2 separate regions of the Homo sapiens genome follow, and region 1 is linked to region 2. Evidence: read pairs that join two places in POLR2A ChIA-PET (ENCODE). Cell type or tissue: MCF 10A. All regions are shown on one strand. Links, peaks and the distances in the headings refer to the core of each region. The heading gives the core; the rest is flanking DNA. Region 1 overlaps LOC105377142 (a long non-coding RNA gene). Region 2 has its middle 140 kb from the start of LRIG1.

Region 1 (11,041 bases), core at 3,398-8,397, 67 kb after region 2:
AAATAAATAAATAAATAAATAAAAAAGAAATAGGGAAATAAAGGCTTTCTCTCCCTTGGTTAAATTCATCATAATCTATTCTACACAAACTAGAAGAGCGCTAGACCCTTCTTTCCTGGTCACTTTCTATCTCCTAACCCTGTTTCCTTCATGGTACTTATGACTAGTTGAAACTATATTTATTTGTTATTTATCCTGTCTCTCCTTCTCTAGAAGCTAAGCCCTGTGGGAGTAGGGAACAACAGTATCCCCAGCACCTAGAATGTTCTGGGCACATGGTAGGTACTTAGTAGGCTTTGCTGAAGGATTGAATGAAGGATAGGTCACTTCATATTGGGGTATGGGCTCCCAATAATATATGTAATTCTTTAATATACAGCTCTTTTAATATGTGGGCACTCACACATTCTTACTCCAAGACAATGTTTGGATAAGGAGGGATTGCTAACTTGCAGCCACATATCATGTTCAGAACTAACCTACCCCTCCGTGGAAAACATAATCCTGCTTTGAGGTGAATCAACGAGCAAGTTATGGTGAAATTTCTCCTGTGCTCCCTGGCCTCATCTGATCCATCCTAGTCTATCAGAAATACTATATAAAGCAGAACCTCAGAAGGTAAGAGGTATCACTGCTTTTTCCCAAGATTCCCATTGATCCTTAAGTCAGAGATGACTACTTGTCTACCAAAACCATTTCGCTAACTTTCTGCACCCAAGGTGGACTGACTACCTTTCCCATCCTCACATGCAGAGAAATGTCTCTGTGACAGTCCTACTCAAGGTAATGTGGGCAGAAGTGATGTCCATGGTGAAAATTCTTTTCTTTGAGTCTACGAGACTGAGAGGATCTGGCAAAAGCCACAGGGCATGGTGGATCCAAGATAGAGCTTGGATCTCTGATGCTGTCCTCCTGAACATTAATTTTTATGTGAGTGAGAAATAGAACAATTGACTTGAGCCACTGAGATGTTCAGATTTATCTGCTATGGCAGGTAGGTAGTTGCCCTAATACAGTTCCTACAGAAATTTATCCCCTACTCCATTAGTATTCTAGGAGCTTTACAGAACAGGAGACATGGGGGAATGCTAGTCTTAAGCCATTACAAAGAGGCTTTACTTGCCTTACATCTGCTAACTCCAAAGGGCCAATCAGATTCTCCCCAAGAAAAGAAAATGTGAGTGGATGTTTCCACCACTACAAACAGAAGCTTCTGGAAATGTCTACATGAAAAAAATTTTTTTAAATCTCATTGGCACCTCACTGCTAATGAACAAAAGTACACACATTTTAGTGATGGAAATACCTGCTGTGGGATGAAACTGTATGATGTAGCAGAAAGCATTTTCGGACCAAGAGACTTAAAACCTATTTTTAATCCTTATGGTTCTGTCTTAACAAGCTGCATGAAGCTTGGACCCCTCTCTTTACCTCTCCAGGCTTCATGTGGTATTAAAAATGATCCATGAAGGTAAAACACATTAAATGGTTCAGGTTTTGTATACTGTAATGGGATGGGTAATTCAATTCAACAAACCTTGATTAAGATATGTTGGAGATGGTTGATCTAAATGAGATAAGATGTCTGGGAGCAGTGGCTTATGCCTGTAATCCAAGCACTTTGGGATGCAGAAGTGGGTGGATCACCTAAGGCCAGGATTAGCTGGGCATGGTGGCGCATGCCTGTAATCCCAGCTACTCAGGAGACTGAGGCAGGAGAATCGCTTGAACCTGGGAGGCGGAGATTGCAGTGAGCCAAGATCATGCCATTGCACTTAAGCCTGAGTCACAGAGTGAGACCTCATCTCAAAACAAAATAAAATAAAAATAAAATAAAATAAAATAAATAAGATCAGACATAGTCTGACCCCCAAGATCTTCCAGTCTACTGGAGGAAACAGATAGTTGAATGACAAACTGTAATCCCTAATAAGCTGAAATAACAGCAAACTATCAGCAATGCAATCTGGGTGTGTAAAAGCAGTGATTACTTTTGACCTGGAGAATGAAAAAGGCTTTAACAATATTCCTAATGTTCTTAAGAAAATGGGTAAATTTTCTAAACAGGACTTACAAAGACATGTATGATTTGCCCCCACCACCCCATTCCTCCCATGGGCTTCTTTGGCCTTCTCTCTTGCTGGTACATATGCAATTTTCTGTGCTCCAGTGATAGTTACCTATTTTGAGTTCTTAAATTTGCCACATTCTCTCCTCCAAGTCTTTGCACCCTCCTTTATCACTTCTGCTTCCATTGCATAATGTGTACTATCTTTTATGCTTTAGTTCATGAGTCACCTCCTCCGGGAAGCATTCTTTGACTCTCTCAGTTCAGGTTAGAATCCTTTGTACCACTTAGCATTCTATTAGTTGTAAGTAACAGATACTGATTAAAATGGTATTAAAACATGACAAGAAATATGGAGAGACACAGAGCTAGGATTAATTCTGTGATATAACAATATCAAGACTTGGATTCAACTTTTCTGCAGTTCTCTTGACTTTTGCCTCATGGTCACAAAATGGCTGCTGTAGTTCCAAATTATGGCCTCTGACAAAACAACCAAGATTAGGAAAAAAGTAAAATAACTTGTGTTGATATTACTCCTCAAGAAAAATCCTTCCCAGAAGTGTTTCAAAGATTTTCTCATACATCTCTCTGGCCAGAAGGGGCTTATATGTTCATGTCCTAGCTGCAATGGAGGCCAGAAAGTGAGAGTCTGGGATTTCCAGAGAAGGAGGTATTGCAAGTTTGGAAGAAATAGGATATGCGAGACTGTTGTGGAGGTCAAAAACAGGGCCTCCCTCTGAACTGCCACAGCCCCCGTTCCCACTATGGCTCATCATTATGTTGTATGTAGTAGTTTACTTGACTATATCCACTAGCCTACAAGCTTTGTTAGAGAAGGACAATTGTACTGGATGAATGAAAAAGAAACAGCGTTATTATCACCAACCCTTCTAATAACAAAAGTAACAAACTGAAATCACTTCAGTCTGTGAGTAGTAAGTCTTCACCGTGCAGAGGCTTCCTGGTGAGATCCTATCCGGTAAGACCTCAACCTCAGGGGCTACTATTGATGGACAAAACATAACAAAGTACAATTCCCAGGCCTCTACCAGGTGGTTAAACAAGGTGGGAATAGTGAAAGCAGAAAATTTGAGAACTGGTAGAAGCAGAACTTCACAGCTGAACTGGTCCGGTAGAGACCAAACAGGAATGTGTAAGACTGCGGATTTATTTTGGTTGCAAGAAACAGAAACTAACTAACCAGTTAGTTGAGACAATAAGGAACATTTTTACTCTGTCCATAACAAGAAGCCTCAAGGTAAGGCAGCTGAGGGTTAATTCTGTCTCGTCATCTATAGCTTGGCTTTCCCAGGGTTGCAAGGTGGCCACCATAGTTGCAACCTCTACATCAACAATGTTCGCAAGATGACACATTTCCCCAATGCCTCTTTTTAAGGGAACGTTTACCTTTTCCAGAAATCTCCAGAAGAATTTATTTCTCTTTGGGCAGCTCTGGGTTACATATTTATCTATAAAACAATCACTGGTATGTATAATGAGATAATCATAATTGAATTAAACCAAGCAATGTTTTCTTAATTACACACGGACATCCCAATTTTATTGTGTATAATGAAGAAAATCTTGTTCTCCTCCAAGGAAAAACAAAGGGAAGTGGAATGACTATTGGATAGGTAGCCAATGACATCTGTTACAAAAGGTTACCTTGGAACTAAGCAAATTCCAGTTTTCAGTGAGTAAGTCTTACAAGGCTGAATCTCAATCCACACCTGGCACTGCAAAAACCCTGCAAAGGAAAGAATAACCCAGGTTAGAACGTTTGTCAACTGGTTTCTTCTGCTTCTGTCTTATATAGAGATGCTTATCATTCTTCAGAATTCCTAGGACATGGATACAGAATAATCTACGACATTCACAACCTCTGGGTTACCTCTTTGCAGATGGGCCAGTTTTGTCATTTCTAAGCACCAGGATTCATGTATCCTGAGCTGTTTCAGGAAAGGAAGACACAGGCCCCCGTCTCTACGCCTGTGCTTTAGGTCTGAGCCTGCATCCTACTCATTGATATCTAAGCAGCATCTCCCTTTCTACCTTATCATTTAGAGGAAAACTTCCTTATTCCAGATATGGAACTCACTTTGGTTGTTCTCAAACTCTGAGGCAATATCTTCATTAAAAGTTTTAAGCCAAGAGAAGATGTTTCCCACCAGGTGGAAGCAAAACAGCTTCAGAATAGATCTTGGTCCAGCTGGTCTTAAGGGACAATTAGCGTTGTTTACTTTCCATGACCCAAGGCATGTCTAAGTTCAGGCCAGTAACTACTTCTAAGCTGGAACTTTACCCATGGACACCAAATTATTCTGCTGCCTAGTCATCTGGGTCCCTTTTATTAGATGTTTTGAGATTCTAAGTCCGGGCTCAGTGGACCAAATCTGGCCTGCCACCTGTTTTTTGTAAGTAAAGTTTTATTGGGACACGGCTGCACCCATTCATTTACATATCATCTATGGCTGCTTTTGATCTACAACTGCAGAGTTGAATAGTTTTGGCAGAGATCCTATGGCCTCCAGAGCGTACTGTCTGGGTCTTTGCAGAAAAGTTTGCTGACTTCTGTCCAAGGGGGAAAGAGCAAGTGAAAAGCATGAAGGTTCTAAGCGGGATAGATGCTCCAAATTCATACGTAAACACTAAGCAAAAGCTACAGAGATGCTAGAATGGGTTCAGATGGTTTGAAAGTCAGCACACTGGGTCAAGCTGGGTCTTACGAGGACTCTGCTCAGCCAGTGATATATAATGGGCACCTCACAGGGAGCTGAGCCAGTTCCATGTCTCCCTGGAAGAAGCATTGCACTTCACAAGTGTTTATGTTCTCAAATGTGAAACCTGGAGACGGTTTTCTAAATAGGACTTTAAATGCTCCAGTCTGGGTGTTTTTGCAATCTGACACACACATCCATTAGAGCTGCTCCATGGAGCCTCTGGACTGACCGTAAAAACTCAGCCACAGACCTCCTTGGTTTTCAAACAGGAGCCCAAGAAAGACCACAACAGAAACCTGTTTATACAGTTCAGGTTTTCTTAGTAACACAAGGCAGAGGTCAGACAAGTCTTAATCACTTGCTGTAAGAATTGATTTCTGCTGGAACCTAAGGCAGACAGACTTATCTGCTTAGGGTTGTGGTTTCTTATCCCTTCTTAATAAAAAAATAAATAAATAAAATAAAGCCATGGAAGATGGCTGGATGTGGTATCTCATGCCTGTAATCCTAGCACTTTGGGAGGCTGAGGCAGGTGGATCGTTTGAGCCCAGGAGTTTGAGACCAGCCTGGGCAACATAGTGAGACCCCATCTCTACAAAAAATAAACATAAACGAGCCAGGCATCGTGGTGTACATCTGTAGTCCCAGCTACTGGGGAGGCCAAGGTGGGAGGATCACTTGGGCCCAGGAGGTAGAGCCTGCAGTGAGCTGAGATTGTGCCACCTGTACTCTAGCCTGGGTAACAAAGAGAGTGCTTATCTCAAAAAAAAAAAAAAAAAGAAAGAAAAAAAGAAAAAGAAAAGAAGCCATGGAAGATAATATTAATCACTCTTGTTTTAGACACTGCGCTAAGCGTTTTATGTGCATTATCTTACTTAATCTTTACAATGCTCCCGTGAAGAAGGTACTATGCTATATGACCTCCTTTTTAGAGATGAGGAAGGTGAGGCCTAGCACAGAGTTCCTTGAGTCTGGTGAGCTTGTGAAAATGCAGATCACTGGCCCTACCCCAGGGATTCAGATTCAGCCTCTCTGGGGTGGGACCTGAGATTCTGCATCTCTAACAGGTTCTGAGGCTATGCCCATGCTTCCGGCCAGGGCTGCACTGAGCGCACTGGCCTAGAGTTTAAGGGAAAAGCTAACTCTCATGACCATTTGTGGCAGGATAAGCTCTCAAACCCAGGTTTGAGCATGTGACTTTTCATTCTTTTAATCAGTTTTCATAAACTGCCTCCCATGAGCTCCGAAAATAAGTGAGTGAAAGGCATTTAAACACACACCCAGGAAATCAGGTCAGAAACTCAGTGGTTGCTATTTCTAAAATGACCCAAATCTTTCTCAATTCGTGTCTCGAAATTTTGGCCATGTTGGGAAGTCATATTTGAACAATATATAACCACACAAGCATGTAAATAATTAAATTGGAACTTTGGCCTGGCCTAGAATAGTAGATCTGCTAATCTTCTCCAAATTATTAATTCTAAGAAGTCTTACCCAAACTAACCTTGCCTCCATGCTTTCTTAATGTACTCTCAGGACTTGAGAAAGAGATTGTTGCCACACAATGTTGCTCAATAGTTTCAGCTCTATACATCAGGCTTTCTCTTCTCATAAAGATCAGAAATTGCTTCAAGGGGTTATTTTCCCTGTCTTAACATCTTAATGCTGTATTGTGCCTGAGTAAACAATATTCAAAATGCTATATAGTATACAGAATATCTGGCAGTATGGCATAATGTTAAGAATGTGGGTTTTGCATTCAAACTTTGAATTCACATACAGGCAATGCCACTTACTGTGTGGTTAAGTTCCTAAACTAAGTCTGTTTTCTTATTAGTAAAGTGGAGACCAAAATACCCCTATAAAGTTGTTATATCACATGTAAAGCACTCAGCCATGACATATGGAGAGGCCTAAAAATGTGAATTACAAATTATTGTGTAATTTATTATATATACAATTAGATCATATAAGTATATATTTATATCTTACAATTATATATTGTTACTGTAGTAACATAATTACCTTACTACTATATTAATGTAAAATTAATTATATAGAAGAATCATTATATTAATATTAACCAATATATTATTGATGTAGATTAATATTGATATATAATGTATATTATATATAATTATTTATAATTGTAATATTTTATAATTGTAAACTTTGTTTAAGCTCTAGAAAAATGTGTTGACTAAATGCATCTTTCTTTGTTGCTTTTTTTTAAGACAGAGTCTAGCTCTGTTGCCCAGGCTGGAGTGAGGTGTCAACATCTCAGCTCACTACAACTTCTACCCCCTGGGTTTAAGCAATCCTCCTGCCTCAGCCTCCCAAGTAGCTGGGATTACAGGTGCACACCACCACGCCCAGCTAAGTTTTGTATTTTTAGTAGAGAGGGGGTTTCACCATATCAGCCAGGCTGGTCTCAAACTGCTGGCCTCAAGTGATCCTCCCACCTCAGCCTCCCAAAGTGCTGGGATTACAGGCAGGAGCCACCACACCCGGCTTAAATGCATCTTTGAATCTAGTCAGTTTTAGCTGAAGAAACACACAGCCGTGGATATGTTAGTCAATTAATGTTAGCTGCAGACAAGGCTGTAGTAAAGAAGGTTCCAGGCTTACTGGCACATATCCCTTTGCTAAGATTATTTTCCTTCTGGAATAACCTCTTCTTCACTTTTTGCCTATCCATTCTTCAAGTCTTTCCTCTGCTATGAGGCCTTCACAGATGAAGCTCATACTCTCTCATGTCCATGAACACAACACCATTTGGTCAATTCCACAGATGAATTTATACTCCCTTCAATTTTTTCCTGTGTACAGCCTTGTTCTCCCAGCCAGAATATATTCTCCTTGAGAGCAGTTATTCATGTCTGACTTGTTTTGTACCTGCCAGACTACTCGGTAAGTACTTGAATACAAGCACGGGAAAAAACAATAAATTTAAATATATTTATTGAAAAGAAGCAGGGTCTAAATTGTGATGCAAACATGTTAAGCCCTTGCAGAATAATCATTAGTTCTATTTTGCAAAATAACATTGCATTCAAACCACTACAAGTACAAAGCATGGTTGGGCTTTATAGCTCTAAAGAGGCTAGACAGAGAAATAATGAGGCCATTCTACTGTACTGCCCACAGCAACAACACGATTTGGCATACACTGGAGACTGGTGGTATAAACATTTCTTAGTCCAGATCTTAAAAGGGACTGTAATCCTAAACTCACCTCTCCTTTAACAAAGTTATTATGTTTTGGCATTAGGCTAGATTAAAATATCATATGAATTGAGCAGCTGAAGCTTGGATCTGGTAAAGGGGGACATTAGGGTGATGCTCTGGGAAGCACAATGAACTAAAAACCTACTGGTAGACAAGGTTTTGTATTTTAATTCGAACACTTGGCTCCTTATGTAGAGAATTTTCAACTAACTTGAAAAATTGCTGTTGAGACAGGAGCCTGGAACATCTGATGGCAGTGGTTATGTGTTCACGGAAAAATCAACACTACCCCCTGGACTGATGTAATCACGTTGCTTAGAGTCACTTGAATCAGGATCTGCTGACCCATCTTACTTTTTTGCCCGTAGTGGTGGAAGAGAGAAGTTTCACTGTATGTGACAACTGACAAGTAGGGAGGTGCTTCTCAAACTTTAACATGCACGCAAACCACCTAGGGATATTGTTAAAATGTAGATTATGATTCATTAAGTCTGAGGCAGGACCTCGGAGTCTACATTTCTAATATCTCAGGTGATATTAACATTCCTAGTCCAAGGACTGCGCTTTGAGCAGCAAGTAGGTAGAGGATGCGGGAATAGTTAATACATTGCTGCATACACCAACCAGCCTCGATGCAATGAGGAGGCATCTGCGCTGTTTTAAGGGGGATGTGTATTAGTCTGTTTTCATACTGCTGTGAAGAAATAGTGGAGACTGGGTAATTTATAAACAAAAAAAAAGGTTTAATGGACTCACAGTTCCACGTGGATGGGGAGGCCACACAAATCATGGCAGAAGGCGAAGGAGGAGCAAAGGCATATCTTACATGGCGGCGGGCAAGAGACGTGCCAAGCCAAAGTGGGAAAAGCCCCTTATAAAACCTTCAATCTCATGAGAACTTACTATCAGGAGAACAGCAGCATGGGGGTAACTGCCCCCATGATTCAATTACCTCCAGCTGGGTCCCCCCCATGACACAAGGGGAAAATGGGAACTACAATTCAAGATGAGATTCAGGTGGGGACACAATCAAAGCCTATCAGGATGGAAACATGAACCTTCTAGAAATGAAGATCAGGGAGGAATTCAGTAGACTTTACAATGAGCATCATATCTAGCATCCTTTGTCAGAGACATCAGGTTCACTAGCCCAAAGGACACTCTTTCCTTTCTAAATCTTCAAAGTAGTGACTTTAGAGAAGTAGCTAGTTAAAAGGATGGCAAAAGAGTGCTACTACAGGCAGTGCACATGAGCCTGGAGTCAGACAGCCTAGCTCTGACTCCCAGACCTGCCACACAGTCATCGGCTGTGATCTTCGGAAAGGCGACTTTTCTCCCTAAGCCTCAGTTCACATAACTGGAAAGCAGAGATAATACTCGTAGGGCTGTTGTGAAGACCCCAGAAGGAACACATATAAAGCACTTCATTCTATGCATGGTGCATACTAGTCAATACATCCAAGTAATTTTTTTAAAAAAATTAGAAAACCAATCAATCAGTCAAGAGTGATTGAGTACTTGTTTGTTGGACACTGTCTTGAGGCAGTCCTAGGGAAGAAAGAGTAAGGAAGAGAGAATTAAGAAGAGGAGAAGGAGACACAATCACAGGTCTCAAGTAAATCCCAGAATATACGTGGAGAGGCAAACACATACGCATGTGGAATTATTTAGTATTTCCACAGCAACACGCCAAGACACATCACAAATAGAGTTATAGAGCACACATAAGCCATTTGAAGAAAGCAAATGTTTAAAATGATATCACTGGAGACAGGAAACTGAAGGAGTCCCTAGACAAAGTCAGAGCTGTATTAAGTTTCTTTTTTTAATGTTTCATTTTTCAGCAGGATATTGACAAGAGCTGCTGTCATATGGAAACTATTTTTTAGAAACACCTGGAAGAACTAATTTGGGGGATTGAATTTTTTTTCTTTAACACAGGCTTAACATATAACAAAATACAAGGTGTGTCTGAGATGCAAACCTGGTAAGAGATTAGATCATCAAAGCTAAATTACCTTAATTTCCATATTATTTCTGAGAATAGCTTGAATAGACCTTTTGGGTCACAAGCCACCATTTGTGAAGAACTCATAGACATTTTTGTAAGGCTCACAATATTCAAAAGGCTATTTTGATATTTTTCTCATAAAGACATCTCTGCAAAAAAAAAAAAAAAAAAAATCAAAAGAAGACCAGGAGCAGTGGCTCACGCCTATAATACCAGCACTTTGGGAGGCCGAGATGGGTGGATCATGAGGTCAGGAGTTCGAGACCAGCCTGGCCAACATGGTGAAACCCTGTCTCTACTAAAAATACAAAATTAGCTGGGCGTGGTGGCATGCGCCTGTAATCCCAGCTACTCTCGAGGCTGAGGCAGGAGAATCGCTTGAACCTGGGAGGCGGAGCTTGCAGTGAGCCGAGATCACGTCACTGCACTCCAGCCTGGGTGACAGAACAAGACTCCGTCTCAAAAAACAAACGAAAAAAAAAAAACCACCATAAAACCAATTTAACACTTACTGGTCTAGAAAAATCAGATCTGTTCATATACATGGGTAAAATGGTTTTTAGCTATCCAAAACTACAATTTTTATTCGTGGCATGTGTGAGTGCTGTACAATTCACATAAATCCCATATTTGATTCTCACAAGAAACGTAAGACACAAGGACTATTATCACTTCCACTTTATGGATGGTGACATTGAAACGTAGAGACGTGTAGTAACTTGCCTAAAGTTGCACAGCTAGGAAAAGATGTAGCTGGAATTTGAACTAAGGATTTATGTTGTTAAATCTACTTTCTCTACTATTCTTACCATAGAGCTGTATTTAGCTTCATAAGTGTTTGTTTTGGGGGAAGGTTGCATGTTTCTGATTTATCTTTCAAGAATATTTGCCCAAATCAGTGACTGGACCCAAAAAAAGAGCTGGGATTATGTCTTCGTGAGCTCAATGGATACATAAGAATGCTCTTTTTCAACAGCAGGCACATGCGATCTCTATTTGACCACCTTAATG
Region 2 (11,041 bases), core at 3,347-8,346:
CCTGCCATGACCTGGCCCCTCATACCTTTCTGTCTTACATTTTTCTTTTTCTTTTCTTTTCTTTTTTTTTTTTTTTTGAGACAAGGTCTTGCTCTGTCGCTCAGGCTACAGTGTAGTGGCATGATCATGGCTCACTGCAACCTCAAACTCCTGGGCTCAAGCGATACTCTCATCTCAGCCTCCTGAGTGGCTGAGGCCACAGGTATATGCCACTATATCTGGCTAAGTTTTAAAATATTTTGTAGAGATGGGGTCTTGTTATGTTGCCCAGGGGTCTTGAATTCCTAGGCTCAAATCCTCCTGCCTTGGCCTCCAAAAGTGCTGAGATTACAGGCATGATCCACTGTGCCTGGCCTCTGCTTCATGCTTAGTGTCTCAGCAACACAGGACAGCTTGTCATATGCTCCCCAACACACATATTGTGCCATCTCCTGCCCTCCCCACTTCCCATCTTTACGACATCTTTCCCTTTGCCTCAACTGCTATTCTATTCTTTTCATTCTCCATATTCCCTTCTCTGGAAAATTCATTCTTAAAGTTCAGCTCTGATCATCTGAGTAATAATTAGAAAACATACTCATCTGCTTGGATCTGCATAGACTGTCTCCAGAAGAATCCAGAACAACTCGGTGACATTGGTTATCTCTGGGGAGGGAGTATTGAGTAGGCCTGAGGGATACACTTTAAGAGAGGGAAACTTTACTGTAAACCATTTTGTGCCTGTTAAATTTTGTAGCATATGAATATATTTCTCTGTTCAATTAAATATTAAATGAAGCATTTATAATGAAGGAAAAAGTTAATTTCTAAATTTACCTTTGCTGGGAAGCCTTCCCTGACTTTCTCTTACCGAGTTGATTGTGTGAAGTCCTGTTCATGTATCTGTCACCCCCTCCAGTCTCTACTGTCCTAGAATTCAGGGATTGCTCCTTATTCCTCCCTTATCCTTGTCCCTAGTGGTCTAGCACAGTGCCTGCTACTTCATAAGCCCTCAAAATAGCTGAGGAATAAAACAACTACACTTGCAAATGTATTTCCCACCACCTCTCAGACTCCTCTATGGTCACTGGCCATTTCTGCCTCTGGGGCTAGCTCCTACTGTCCCCTCTCCTTGGATTTCCCTTTCCCCCATTATTTTGTTTTTGAAGTCTCCTCATTTTTCAAGACTCAACTCAGCTTTCACCCCAGGAAGTCATCTTCTCCCTGTCTGCTTTCCCATACACTCCTGAAGAATTTTTTTTTGAGACGGAGTTTCAGTATTGTTGCCCAGGCTGGAGTGCAATGGCACAATCTCGACTCACTGCAGCCTCCACTTCCCAGGTTCCAGCGATTCTCCTGCCTCAGCCTCCCGTGTAGTTGGGACTGCAGGCGCCTGCCACCACACCTGGCTAATTTTTTTTTTTTTTTTTTAAGTAGAGATGGGGTTTCACCATGTTGGCCAGGCTGGTCTCGAACTCCTGGCCTCAGGTGATCCGCCTGCCTTGGGCTCCCAAAGTGCTGGGACTACAGGTGTAAGCCACCACGCCCAGCCACTCCTGAAGACTTTTCTTTATCCTTTATATAAGGGGCTGGTGAACTATGGCCCGTGGCCAAATCTGATCCATTGCCTGTCTCTGTAGATGAAGACAACTTTTATTTATTTATTTATTTATTCATTTATTTATAGATAGATAGGGTCTCACTCCGATGCCCAGACTGGAGTGTAGTGGTGCAATCTCTGTCCACTGCAGCCTTGACTTCCTGGGCTCAGGCGATCCTCCCACATCAGCCGCTCAAGTAGCTGGGGCTACAGATGTGCACCACCACTTCCAGCTAATCTTTTGTATTTTTAGTAGAGGCAGGTTTCACCATGTTGCCTAGGTTGGTCATGAACTCCTGGACTCAAGCGATACCTGCCTCGGTCTCCCAAAGTGCTAAGATTACAGGCGTGAGTCACTGTGCCCAGCCGACACCCATTCTTTCACACATCATCTATGGCTGCCTTCTCCTTCCAATGGCAGAGTTGAGCATTGCAATGGAGACCCTCAGGCCTGCAAAGCCAAATGTATTATTTATCTGGATTGTTACAGAAAAAGTTTGCTCTCTCCTGATTTATATCATAATTATACCTATTTACTATTCTGCTCATTAAGATACAAACTTGGACTCAAACTCTGTGTTGAATCCAGTCAAAGTCACTATCCTGGCAAAAGAAGCTGCCCACCCCTCCTGAGAACCTCCGAATGCCACCACACAGAGCATCTTCCCATTCCCAGAGCCATTCGCATCCTTTCCTGCTTCAGCTTTGAGCTTGCGGTCTGTCTCCGCCTGAACTCAGCTCTCTCAGGATGGTTTTTTCTTGTCCTCCTAGTCACACCCCAACTCCCCAACCTAGAGAGGCATTCCCTGACCCCCTTACCTATTTAGGTACTGGTGCTAGTTTCTGTTCTGACACCTGTGTATCCCTGCATGACACATACTACAAGCTGTAATTATTTTTATTTATCTGTTTGGCTCTCTCTCTCTTACTAGACCGTGAGTTCCTTGAAGGCAGGAACGTTATCTATCTAGTTTCCTACTGTATTTGCAGTGTCTTTTTTTTTTTTTTTTTTTTTTTGAGACAGGGTCTTGCTCTGTCACCCAAACTGTAGTGCAGTGGTGCCATCACAGCTCTTGATTTGCAGTGTCTCTCACAGTGTCTGTCACAAAGAGGGTAAATACTATAGGAAATACTATTTACTGACTAAACAGATGACAGACTGACTAAATCTTTGTCTCCATCAGAGTGACTAGCTGAGTGTCTAACAGGCACTCAACACTATTTGTTGAATGAATGAATAATGTAAGAGGGGACACTTAATCATGACAATACTGATAAATGAAAGTAACTCATTGCAGAGTTCTCTCCACCCTTTAATATCAAGCTCATGGAAAAGAATAGCCTCCTTCAGCTCCATTTAAATTATTCAGGACAAAGGAAAGGAAGTAGGCTCTCAAGGGAGATGCTAGAATATCCTCTGATTGTGTGTGTGTGTCTATGTGTGTGTGTGAGTGTGTGAGACAGAAAGAGAGAGAGCCAGAGAGAGAGAGAGACAGACAGAGAGAGAGAGAGAGAGAGAGAGAGAAATATGTATTAGCCTGCAGGTCGGGCTGCTGTCCATGGACTTGGGGAATAAGGGAATGCACTAGTTCTATGGGGCTTTGCACAAATACGCTGCCAGTGGACTGTGAAATCTGTTTTTCCTTAGAATCAGCAGTTCAGAAGTTGGAATATCTACTTAATGTGTTTTTTAAAGCAATACTGTTTTGGATTATAAAATTGATGAACGCATTGCAAAGAATTTAAAAACTAAAGAAAATATAAATAAGAAAATAAAAATTACCCTTAATTTCACCGGGTATTTTGTCTTACCTATACGTATTTTAGATTTTCTTCCTCTCTCCTTCCCTCTCCCTTCCCCTCCCTCCTTTTCTCCCTCCCTCTCTTCCTTCATTCATTTCTTCTTTTTTTCCGATACATTTGAGACCTATTTAGCATTATATCCTGAACATTATCTCATAACATTAATTTTTTTCAACAATAACATTTTAAAGAACTATATAATATTCCAGAAATTTACTCCAGGAAATTTATTCAATCCCCCATATGAGTTGTTTTCTATTTTTTGGTGTTATCACTCTATAATTAACTAATGCACAGTTCTACAGTGGACAGATTTGGTAGTTTTGCCTTTCTTTTAACTAGATTTATAGAAGTAGAATTATTGGCTAAAAATATAAAATTTTACATTATTGTTTACAGGTATGGCCAAATTAATTCTGTGGGACTGATATAGATCCACAGTCCTAGCCTCATGCCTATTTTACCATAGACTTTCTTCAATATTATTACATTGCTATTGATACAGAAGGGGGACAGAGAAGTGCTGGGTAGAGGAGGACATGGTCCCTGGCTAGGGCTACACCCGCAAGCCTATGCCCATGGATCTAGGTGAAGACAGGCATTTTTGTTTCCCTGCTCAAATGTTTCATTTCTCAAGACCACCCTGGCCTGCCATGCCCCCATCCTGGGCCTATAGAAACCCTGAGACCCTAGCAGGCAGATACACAGGTGGCTGGACGTTGAGAGGATCAGAAGAGTGGAGGAACAGGGATGGGGGTTGGCTGGATGTTGAGAGGAACACACCAGCGTAGGAGCACACGGGCACGCCAGCAGGTCATCAACGGGTGGAAGGAGGCAAAGTTTGGCCAGGGCAGTTAGAGGAGAGCCCAGACTGCTGAGTGGCCTGACTCCAGGGGAAAACCATCTCCCTTCTGGCTCCCCGATCTGGTGAGAGCTACCTCCACTCAATAAAACCTTGCACTCATTCTCCAAGCCCATGTGTGATCCGATTCTTCTGGTACACCAAGACAAGAACCCTGGGATACAGAAAGCCCTCTGTCCTTGTGATAAGGCAGGGGTCTAATTGAGCTAACTAACACAAACTGCCTATGGACAGCTAAACTACAAGAGCTCCCTGTAACACACGCCCTGGGGCTTCAGCTATAAACATTCACCCCTAGACACTGCCGAGGGGTCGGAGACCCACAGCCTGCCCATCTGTATGCTCCCCTAGAGGTTTGAGCAGGAGGGGCATTGAAGAAGCAAGCCACACCCCCATCACATGCCGTGTGAGGGGGACAAGGGAAACTTTCCAGTTTCACTATCACATAATACTTATTTTTAATGAGAAAGCATCAGTTAAAATGTTTATTATTAAATCTCTTTTCCTATAAACCTATTTTCCCTATCCACATTCTTCTTTGGAGCTTAAGTACTTTAAAATTCAATCAAACTTAAATAATAATTGATATCTTCTAGGTGGTTGATTATGCTTCCAACTAAAAGTAATATTTAAGTATAGTATTTAGAGTCATTTGATATAATAACAGCTCGCTTAACCATGAGCCAATTTACTGACTCTTTTTTAACTTTTCAGAATACTAAATACCAGAGAGAAATAGAAAGAAATGCATTTTTAAAGGCTAAATCATGGTCAAAGATCAGCTAAATGTATGGTACATGGACAAATCCCAACAAAATCATCTGGCAGGGGTTGTGCTTTGGGTGTTCATTAAAAGCACCTCTTCCTGGGCCTTACCCAACACCCACCAAGTCAGAATACCTTGTTGTCAAGGTATAGGAATCTGCATTTAAAAAATTTTTTTATTTCAATTGGTTTTTGTGGAACAGGTGGTGTTTGGTTACATGGATAAGTTCTTTAGTGGTGATTTGTGAGATTTTGTTGCACTCACAACCCAGGCCGTGTACACTGTACCCAACATGTAGTCTTTCATCCCTCACCCCATCCTACCCTTTCCCCTGAGTCCCCAAAGTCCATTGTATCATTCTTATGCCTTTGCATCCTCATATCTTAGCTCCCACTTATGAGTGAGAACACATGATGTTTGGTTTTTCATTCCTGAGTTACTTCAGTTAGAATAATGGTCTCCAATTCCATCCAGGTTGCTGTGAATGCCATTATTTTGTTCCTTTTTAAGGCTGAGTAGTAAGGAATCTGCATTTTACTAAGGCTTGTGGAATTCAGAAATCACTGCTGACTTTCCTCTTCATGCTGAGTCTATTTATTCTTGCTTTACCCAGAATCTACTGGGCCTCGATAAGGTGTGCATATCCCTAACCAGATGGCCCTCATTCAAACAGAATTATGGTGAAGGGGACTTGCCACTAGGGCATATTTTCCCTCTTTGGACGTGAGATCTTGACTATCATCAGAGAGGGGCCATGTGTTCTAGGAATCTAAGTGTAATAAATATGATACCCAAAGGACGATCTTTACCTTGATAATTTATGAAGATGATCCTGATTCCTTTACTGCCAGTGGGCAAGGCTGGTCTTCGCCTTGGGGGATGAAGTGACACTGAGGATAGGGCAGAGGAGACCCTGGATGGCAAGCAAAGGTCTGCTGTAGAAAACAGAAGGTACCCACAGAAATTCTGTGAAGTAATGCATACAAAAGAAAAGTATCTGCCAGGCACAGTGGCTCACGCCTGTAATCACAGCACTTTGGGAGGCCAAGGCAGGCAGATCACTTGAGGTCAGGAGTTGGAGACCAGCCTGGCCAACATGGAGAAACCCCGTTTCTACTAAAAATACAAAAATTAGCTGGGCATGGTGGCAAGTGCCTGTAATCACAGCTGCTCGGGAGGCGGAGGCACAAGAATCGCTTGAACCCGAGAGGTGGAGGTTGCAGTAGGCCAAGATCATGCCACTGCACTCCAGCCTGGGTGACAGAGTGAGACTGTGTCTCAAAAAAAAAGCCTTCCTTTTGGCTGGAACCACCATCTTCCAGTAATTCGCCAAAATGATGAACACAAAGAGAAAGAGAAGAGGCACTGATATATGTTCTCCAGGCCTTTTAGAGAACATGGAATTGTTCCTTTGGCCACATAGATGTGAATCTATAAGAAAGATGATATTGTAGACACCAAAGGAATGGGTACTGTTCAAAAAGGAATGCCCCATAAGTGTTACCATGGCAAAACCGGAAGAGTCTACAATGTTACCCAGAATGCTGTTGGCATTGTTGTAAATAAACAAGTTAAGGGGAAGATTCTTGCCAAGAAAAAGAGAGAAGCCAAAGAGAAAGTACCTGGGTTCAACTGTGCCTGCCTGCTCCACCTAGAGAAGCATGCTTTGTAAAAACCATTGGGAAGGAGCCTGAGCTGCTGGCACCTAGTCCCTATGAATTGATGGCACGATAGGTGTTAAAATAAAAGACCTCTGGACTGTAAAAAATGTGTCTCTTTTTTTCAGTAGAGTGTGGTGTCCCGTCCCCCAAAGAAATTTTTAAAGCAAAAAAAAAAAAAAAAAAGGTATCTTTTTAAAGCAATGTTCTTCAAATGTTGTTCATTGCCCTTAAAATGTTTTTGAAAAATTATTTACTCCTTACATATTTTAAAGTTGAGAACTAAAATATTTCATCATAAGGTTAACAAGTTGTATAAAAGCTGGATAATTTCTAGCAAACTTTGATGCTGTAAAATGAAAATGGTTTGATTAACTCTTTTAGCTTCAACTAGTGGAAATTAAATATCCTAGGGATTTGATATGTCAGTCCTTTTCCTGTTTCCATTCTACTTCCTGCACAGACTTTACTATAGTATATTTTAATGCTTGAAAGGTTTCTTATTGGTCACTGTCACACTTGCCTGAATCAAGATATTATAAAGTTAATATTTAAATTTTTAATATTTTCTGTGAGTTTGCTATTCTAGATGTTAAAAATTTCTTCTCTGTTACCATTACAACTATTATTTGTACTAATTTGCTGAAAACAACAAATGTATTATTTGTAGATAATTGTGAAACTAGACTATAATAAAACTTTATTGGAAGTGCATATCTTTTTTTTTTTTTTTTAATAGGCATGGGGTCTCACTATGTTGCCCAGGCTGGTCTTGAACACCTGGGTTCAAGTGATCCTCCCCCCCTTGGCCTCCTACAGTGCTGGGATTATAGGTGTGAGCCACCAACGCCAGGCTGTAATTGCATATCTTAAATGAGATGGATGGGGCTTTTCCCTCCCTTCCCATTAACTTCTAAATATGTTTTACTTTCCAAAAGAGACAGGGTTCAGCATCAATTTTATTTCTTTTCTTTGCTTTTAATCATAGCTGTAAGGACTGAAAAATTTTGTCCACATTAGTAGATGGGAATGGAAAGAGATTTATTATAGCAACATCACTCAATTCTTTCAAATTATTTGCCAAAAATTATGTGGTGATCTATCATCAAAAATATTTTTAATGCTCTACCAGCTGACAACTCCATCAGATCCTCATTCAATTTTGTTGAAAGCAAAGAATTGAAAACCGGTTGACTTACAAAAGGATTTGTAACCCAATCATTAGAATGTTTCACTTTCTCAACACTGAAACAGCTAGATTTTGAATCACTCCTTTGTTGGGAGACCTGTTTTTTTTTTTTTTTTTCTTTTTCCTGGGGCAATACACCACAACGAGATTCAGGATGAGTTAGAGGTGGGCGTTTCTTTTGTAAAAGGGGAAAAGGTAGTTGTGAAAGGGGAAGTGGCAGAGGACCCGCTGAAGCCTACCACACAACCGAAGGATCATCATCTTTAATGTTGTGTCTCTGCATGTCCTGAAGGAGGTGCTCAGGCCCCTTGAGGCCTTGGAAGGAGAACTCGCATGTCGCAGTCATGCTCTCAGACATAGCAGTTTTAGGAGTACCTAAAGAGGAGCTGATAATCTGGAAATTATTCCTTTAAACCATTCATGCCAAAGTCACTCTTAAAAATCTTGGCAGCAACTATCAAAGAAATAACAGATTCAGGTGAGAATCATCAACAAGGGCTAGAACTCTAATGAGGAATAAGATAATTACAGAGCCTCAAATTATCTCCCCACAAAATATTAGTGAATTACCCATTAAGTACTAAGTAAAAAATACTTAGAAATAAACTTTACATTGAAGAACACACACATACATATAGAAGAAGTATATATATATATATATCAGGAAATCCCCCAATCTGAGACAGAGATAAAACAGAAACAAAAAGACAGTCCATGGTGTCTGATATCCATCTCCAGTATTTTTCATTGAGTAAAACATTGATGACTCTTGTTCAGTGTAGCCAAGGGAATAATCTCTGTCCTGGTCAGGACTGGATTCTTCTTGCATATCTTCAACCATAATATGATCTGGTTTCTCTTGTATTCTGTGATGTGCATTTCCTGATTCATGGCCTTTACTGTAAAATATTTGTCTTTATCAATTGATTTCTGCTGCAGACTTTGCTTTGCTCCCATTGACTTGGAAAATGATGGATATAGTTGTACCATGCTGTAGTTCTGTTTTCAACTAGAGTCCTCTGTTTCTGTCCAGATTCCTTACCTAAATGTTTTCCCTATGGCAATGATTTGGAATTGTTACTGTTTAAATAAAAGAAGGCAAATTGGTTTTATATCACCAACTGATCAGTAACAGACCTCTTGGGGTCCTCTGCTAGGTAAGATTTTGATGCCCTTTCTGGGCTTAATGGGAAAGAGTGCCATGATTGTTTAGTGATGTTTGCTACAGCCTCTAGAAGAAAGACAATGATACATGCTTGGTGTGTGGAGTAAGCAGCCTCTGCAATGGTTCACAGTGATCTCCTTCCTAGTATTCATCTCCATGGGGGCGGGCCATAATGACTTGCTTGGAATAAAAAAATGTGGCAAAGGTGATGGAATGTCACTTCTGTGGTTAGGTTACAAAAGATTGTGACTTCCATCTTGCTGCAGATGTTCTTTCTGCTGGCTTTGATGAAGAAAGCTGCCATGCTGAAGAGGCTCATGTAACAAGGAACTGAGAGTGGCCTCCAGGCAACAGCCAGCAAAGAACTGAAGCTCTCCACCCAACAGCCCTTGAGGAATGGTATCCTGCCTTCAGGCGAGACTCTAGCACTTCATTGCACACAGCCATGTCAGAGACCAAAGACCCTAAGGTAGAGCTTCCAACAAAGTGCGCTGGATTTCTGTGGATTCCTGATGCACAGAAACTGTGCAAAAATAATTATGCATTGTTTTAAGCTGATAAGTTTTGGAGGTAATTTGTTAATGCAGCAGTGGGTAACTAATACGTCATGTATTTACCAATTTTAGTTTAATCACTTTATGTACTTTATTGTGTAGCCGAAAAATAGTAGGAGCAGCATCATACACATAGCAAGCAGCAAGAATATAGCTGAATTTAAAAGAAATAATCCACAAATTACCAAGATCAATCACAAGGATGCAAGACACGGCAATCAGAGGTTATTTAGTGGAGAGGCAAACCGTTTTGGAGAACTCAAACAACTTTGAATTCAACTGTTTTGCCATTCAGTTCAATGTAGCTCATAATAGTCTCTACTTCTCTTATCCTAGCACTTAGTTCAGTGGGATTCCTTGTTTAATTATCTCTCTTCTTCACCAGAACACAGGTTTAATAAGGACAGGGTCTCTGTCTCTTTCAATCACCATTATAGTGCTCATACCTGGCATAGTTCTTGGCACATATTAGCCTTCCACTAAGCATTTGTTGAATGAATAGACGTTAGTGTTTCAGTGAATGTCAATAAGTCACAAAATATTGCTATACATTTTAGAAAAATAAGCACAAGAAATAGTTATAATAAATATTTTCTTAGCGCTTACAGGAAGTAAGTCTTAGTATCTGGCCAGTTCACTCATTTAGGGCATCTAATTCCCTGACAATGCCAGTTAAATGGAACATTACTGTAATAGGTACCATTAATTATTCATTGCAAACACAGTGTGCAAGGTCAAATGAAATCTGATGGAAAATCTCACCATTGTGGAAAAATCACTTGCTGATTATTATCACAACTTTTACTGCTGCAGAATAGAGCTTATCTCCTTCCAGTGTGTTCTATGGGGACCATAGCCACTAAGTTCATCTCAAGGAAAGTAAGGCAATTTTATTTTATCTGATTGCACATTTCTCTGCTGCTAGGAATTTCTTTAATCTTGTAAATTATATACATAATATATATGCTTTATAAGATTACAGAAATTTAATCTTTATGTTATATATTACATATATTTTTTACAAGATTAAGGAAATTTTATGAGTAAGGAAATCTAATATATAATTTACATATTATATATATGTTAGGATTAAAGAAATTTAATAAATTTCCTTTATATATATAATTTATAAGATTAAGGAAGTTTATAAGATTAAGGACTTATATACATATGAACTATTATAAACAGAGAGAAGGAAATAAGTTATGGTAAGACAGAAGCAGAATAAATGAAAAACAGATTATTTGTGAAAGAGAAATAGAACGCCGGTGTCACCAAATTTTAGAGGTCTACCCCTGAACTGCCTAGAGTAAGCTAACCAACATAAAACCCAGAACCTACATCAAGGGGATGAGTTTAGCATTTGTTTGATGGCAAAATGGGAAATGGTGGTGACGTCTTTATTCAGTGAGAATGAGAAACGGTATTTAGGTTTCTCTTGTTGCTCTGTGTCGAGAAGGATTCT

The links. Peaks named below come from ENCODE experiments on the same cell type or tissue, not always from the same donor. Only the 100,000 strongest peaks of a DNase experiment are listed, where the experiment ranks them.
Region 1: POLR2A ChIA-PET joins it to region 2 with 5 read pairs; 3 of 35 experiments call an interaction of 5 or more read pairs at or near these places.

Annotation. Positions count from the first base shown.
Region 1 is chr3:66,697,368-66,708,408 of GRCh38, forward strand. LOC105377142 (a long non-coding RNA gene) reads right to left here. Exons shown (of 3, transcript XR_940935.3): 3 at 3,602-3,818. Among named protein-coding and RNA genes, the nearest start is that of LRIG1, 200 kb to the left of the region's middle. In MCF 10A, for the core only: no CTCF peak of the experiment used is centred there; a DNase peak (open chromatin) is centred at 6,354.
Region 2 is chr3:66,630,805-66,641,845 of GRCh38, forward strand. It overlaps the pseudogene RPL21P41. Among named protein-coding and RNA genes, the nearest start is that of LRIG1, 140 kb to the left of the region's middle. In MCF 10A, for the core only: no CTCF peak of the experiment used is centred there; no DNase peak of the experiment used is centred there.